Linked DNA regions of Homo sapiens: region 2 is linked to region 1. Evidence: chromatin loops called from intact Hi-C (ENCODE). Cell type or tissue: heart right ventricle. All regions are shown on one strand.

Evidence for each region. A loop is a pair of places that touch in the nucleus more often than their neighbours do. Peaks named below come from ENCODE experiments on the same cell type or tissue, not always from the same donor. Only the 100,000 strongest peaks of a DNase experiment are listed, where the experiment ranks them.
Region 2: it touches region 1 in a loop (1.9-fold over the local background); 1 of 110 quality-filtered maps calls a loop at or near these places.

Annotation. Positions count from the first base shown.
Region 1 is chr2:106,029,402-106,031,901 of GRCh38, forward strand. No RefSeq gene overlaps it. Among named protein-coding and RNA genes, the nearest start is that of ECRG4, 35 kb to the right of the region's middle. In heart right ventricle, no CTCF peak of the experiment used is centred here; a DNase peak (open chromatin) is centred at 1,420; H3K27ac peaks cover 2,500 bases.
Region 2 is chr2:105,770,658-105,773,157 of GRCh38, forward strand. All of the region lies in intron 1 of NCK2 (NCK adaptor protein 2), which reads left to right. Among named protein-coding and RNA genes, the nearest start is that of NCK2, 27 kb to the left of the region's middle. In heart right ventricle, no CTCF peak of the experiment used is centred here; a DNase peak (open chromatin) is centred at 1,352; H3K27ac peaks cover 2,235 bases.

The DNA of each region.
Region 1 (2,500 bases):
AGACTCCCAGGTGTTCAAGGTCTCAAATCTAGGAAGGCTGGATTAAAATGCATGATAAATATCTGCTCTGTGACTCTATGTGGAAATCAAAGAAGAAGCTGTATTTTTTTTTCTTTTTAGTCTGAGAAGAACAGAGATTTGGGACCTGACAGTATATGAACAGGAGAAGGAGTAAATCCTGACACACCCCACCACTCCAATTTTCCCAGCAAAAATCTTGGGCAGGGTGTGGACATCCACAGATTGTAGAATGAGGTGTTAAGCATACTCTGACCTACATCTCATGGAATAGATGGGTCCAGGTGCTGTAATCTGATCAACCCCCTTCCAGTAAGAAAATGCCTTAAAACTTCCCTTTGAAAATAAGAAAACTACCTAGATAGAAGAAATTATCCCAGCCATAGGGAACTAGGCAGCATATTCTGTTGCCTCTTATCAGAGTCTGGCCCTAACTGGCTGTGTGTCTGCAGGCAAGCCATTTAGCCTCTCTGGGCTTCTGTTCAATGAAGGGCTCTGGGGGATTTCTATCTATTATTTTGCACTCAGCATTCACAGTTTAGTCCATTCACTTCAGGGAAACTTTTTTCCTGTACTTTTTTGAGATATAATTTATACAAAGTGCACAATGTAGTGTACAGCTTGATGACTTTTTAGGCGCACACACACACACACACACACACACACACACACACACCCCTCATGTAACCACAACCCTGATCAAGATATGAAACATTTCCCACATCCAGAATGTGTCTTTGCGTTTCTTCCAGCCAATACCCCACACTCCAGGTTTAACCACGGTTCCGACCTCTATCACCATGGCTTCGTTTTGCCTGTTCTTGAACTTCATATAAAATAGAATCATACAGTGTACTTTTGAACGTCTGGTTTCTTTCATATATAACATGATACTTTGAGATCCATCCGTGTCATTTTAGGTAGATTTTAAAAACTGCAATTGAAAATTCTGGAATAGAAAATTATTCCTGGCTTTTAAAAATAGACATGCCATGTACAGGAAGGATGGGGAGATTTTCTAGGTCAGCAGAGGGTGCAGCGTTGTCTCCTCTGAGACCGGAGATCTTGATTCAAGCTGCAGAATGTGATTCTGTGGCTGATCCAAAGATTTTATGAACAGTGAGTAAGGCAAGGAGGAAGGGGAGAGGGGAAAGAGCGGGAAGGGAAGGGTGGGTGAGGAAGAAGGCAGGGGTGCTGGGGAGCTGCGGGAGCTTGCGCTTCCTTTTCTGGCATCTACTGTTCTCTCAGATCAAGTACAGTTGTGTAAACAGATCTGTGCCTGGAATGTAAGGAAGGAGGGAGGGGAGCCAAGTAAGTCAGAGACTGCTGGAAAACAGGAAGAACTTGCCTGAAATAGACTAGCTCGTGCCTTCAGGATGGGACTCCTGGAGAAGCCATCAGGCCTGTGAATCAGGCACAGCACAGTAGAAGCACTACCTGGCATTGTGCTGTCCAGGCCTGGGGTGGCACTGTCCCTGTCCGGGCCCCTGTACTAAGTAGTCGAGTATTAATGGGCTGGCAGAGCAACTAGCCAAGCAGAGGCCCCCGTGGCTTAGGGGCTCATCTTTACTCAGCGAGATGAGTGTGGGACTGGCGGGGACTGTCCCTTCCAGTCCCCACTCGTCTTCCCCTCCCACTCCACCCCCAGCCAGCTGCTCTCAGCATCAGGGTGTTGAAAACTTGCATCACACTACATGGAACGTTGTAATTGTGAAATAGTTCATGAGAGATGGAAGGTGGACTTTTACCTTTGAATCTTTGTTCATAAACAAATGGTGCTGTACCCAGTGGGAATTCCACACCATCTCCCAATGCATCCCATCAGTAACAGGTTTTTGCCTCTTTACCTGCGTTTCTCTTAACTGTGATTATTATTTTTTTGAGATAGGGTCTCACTCTGTCACCCAGGCTACAGTGCAATGGCATGATCTCAGCTCACTGTAACCTCTGCCTCCTGGGCTCAAGCAATACTCCTGCCTGAGCCTCCTAAGTAGCTAGGATGACAGGTATGTGCCAGCACGCCCCACTAATTTTTGTATTTTTTTTTGTAGAGACAGGGTTTCACCATGTTGTCCAGGGTGGTCTGAAACTCCTGGGCTCAAGCAATCCACCCGCCTCAGTCTCCCAAAGTGCTGGGATTACAGGCGTGAGTCACCATGCTTGGCCTAATTATTTTAATGAAGTATTAAAAAATTATTTTTTGCTCTGACGAAAGCTGATCTTGTATTCTCCCCCATTCTCTGTTCACTTTATTATTTCCTTACAGGCCTTAAGCAACTGGACACTTCTGTTTACATACTAACAAAGTCCATGGATTCAGGTACACTGAGGAATCAGTTGCTGCTGTTTCCATTAAGACTTTTGGCCTTGAAAAAATATCTTTTAAAAAAATAATTTAGACTTTTTTTTTTTTTTTTGAGACAGAGTCTCGCTCTGTCACCCTGGCTGGAGTGCAGTGGCCCAATCTCGGCTGGCTCACCAC
Region 2 (2,500 bases), 260 kb before region 1:
ACAGAGTGCTATATTGCCTAGGATATGGATATCGATATTTAGTAATCTGAATTATTTTTCATTATTTTAAACTTAAAGATCTTTAACAGGTCAAGAAAAATAATACTTCTGAAAATGTATTTCTACCCCTTTAAAGTATTTCAGATCCAGGAAGTCATTTTGGGTTAAACAGTTTGGCATTTCAGTTTGCTTATCATTTCAATCTTCAGTGTTTGGCAATTCTGATGTTAATATCATGATTTCTTTTTGTTTGTTTGTTTGTTTTTGCTTTTGTTTTTGTTTTGAGACGGAGTCTCGCTCTGTCGCCCAGGCTGGAGTGCAGTGGTGCGATCTCAGCTCACTGCAAGCTCTGCCTCCCGGGTTCACGCCATTCTCCTGCCTCAGCCTCCCGAGTAGCTGGGACTACAGGCGCCCGCCACCATGCCCAGCTACTTTTTTGTATTTTTAGTAGAGACGGGGTTTCACTCTGTTAGCCAGGATGCTCTCGATCTCCTGACCTCGTGATCCGCCTGCCTTGGCCTCCCAAAGTGCTGGGATTACAGGCGTGAGCCACCGCGCCCCGCCCAATATCACTATTTCTATCCCCTTTTATATTTTCCATTCTGACTTTCTAGTAAAAAAACATGAGGGCTGGCGGGGTGGCTCACGTGTGTAATCCCAGCACTTTGGGAGGCTGAGGCAGGTGGATCACCTGAGGTCAGGAGTTCAAGACCAGCCTGACCAACATAGTGAATCCCCGTTTCTATTAAAAATATAAAAATTAGCTGGGTGTGGTGAGGGCGCCTGTAATCCCAGCTACTTGGGAGGCTGAGTCAGGAGAATCACTTGACCCGAGAGGTGAATGTTGCAGTAAGCCGAGATTGGGCCACTGTACTCCAGCCTGGGCGACAAGAGTGGAACTCCCTCTCAAAAACAGAAAGACCTAATTTAGACAAATATTTCAAGAAGTTTCCCATTGTTTCTAATCATGTCACTTAGGTAGAAAGTAATGTTCTTTTCTTATCAATAGAAGGCAGCTTTTTTAAAGCTGATGTTTCTCAAATAGAGGCTACTGAGATTTGCTTTGAGTTCATAAAGCTTTCTAGAAAAAGCATGTACCTGGGTTGACCGCTACTGGCAGCTTTTTCTAACCATTGTTTTCTTCTGTCTGAAGTAAAAACCCTCTGGTGTGAAAGCTGCCATTCCTTTGTGAGGCCTGCCCATCACTCAGATCTATATTTTTCTCCGCAGCTGTTCCCAGAAGCTTCCTCAGACTGACTTCCTCCCTCCCAGGGCTGTTCCAGGGCCTCATTTTCCACTCCCTCCCAGACACCCTTCAAAATTGGATATTGTCGTCAAAGTGTCCAGGAACTCTTCAGCTCTGAGTCTTTGAGAACTCAGCTTGTAAGCTGCGTCCTGCCTGTGGAACTGCCGATCCTGGCTCAGCCGAGGGCAGTGTCTGAAGGATGGCGGAGGGGGTAGCGTTTGCAGAGGCTGAGAATGCTGTGTTAGCAGTTTCCACCGGTGTCTTCCCAACAGCCTCTCGGAGCCTCCTGGGAACTCTTGATCTCTTTGGCCCTGAGTTTGAGAACCATAGATTTATTTAGACTGTTGATTTTTAACTTTCTCAAGGCTCAGCTCATTATTTGTTTATTCCCAAAGGAGAGCCTTCTGCCCCATGGAATAAACAGCACTAAGCATCCTTCCCATTTGCCTGTGTTTGGTCAGGATAAGAACCTAGAAAAAGGAAAATGTTCCTTTCTTTGTTCCCGGGGAATGTGGGCATAGTCCTGGGTTTCACTTTAGCCCACCTGATGTCCTGCCTTTTAGATAGCTGATCTAGCCTCACAGATGTGCTTCTCCAGAAGTGGCCGGATCTCTGGTCCTCCTCCCTCCGCAGCACTGGGGTCAGCCGCATGTTACTGATGCTGGGTTAAACATTGAGCCAGTACTTGCCTGTCACTGTTGGCTCAGCATGCAGTCATTATTGCAGAGGACATGGGAATAAGTCAATGACAAAAACACTGTGCTTCTGACTTCAGGGAGGCTCAGAGGCATTAGTGACCTCCTACTAGAGTTTTTCCCCGAAACTCTTCTTTCTGGAATTGACTTCTTCTCCCCTCCCATTTTCACAGTGAGTGCAGCTTCCTTTCATCTGGGAACCAGAGTCCTCCCTGTCCTTGCCCTGCATCTAGGTCTCCTGGTCCTTCCTTCACAGTGTGTTCCTGGCGACCTCCCACATCATCCCACGTGTCCACATTTTTTTTTTTTTTTTGAGATGGTCTCCCTTTGTTGCCCAGGCTGGAGTGCAGTGGTGTGATCATGGCTCACTGATGCCTTGAACTCCTGGATTCAAGCAATCCTCCTGCCTCTGCCTCCTTAGTAGCTGGGACTACAGGTGTGTAGCACCCCACTCAGCAAATTTTTTTTTTTTAATTTTTCTGTAGAGACAGGCCCTCACTGTGTTATCCAGGCTGGTCTGTAACTCCTGGCCTCAATCCATCCACCTGCCTCAGCCTCC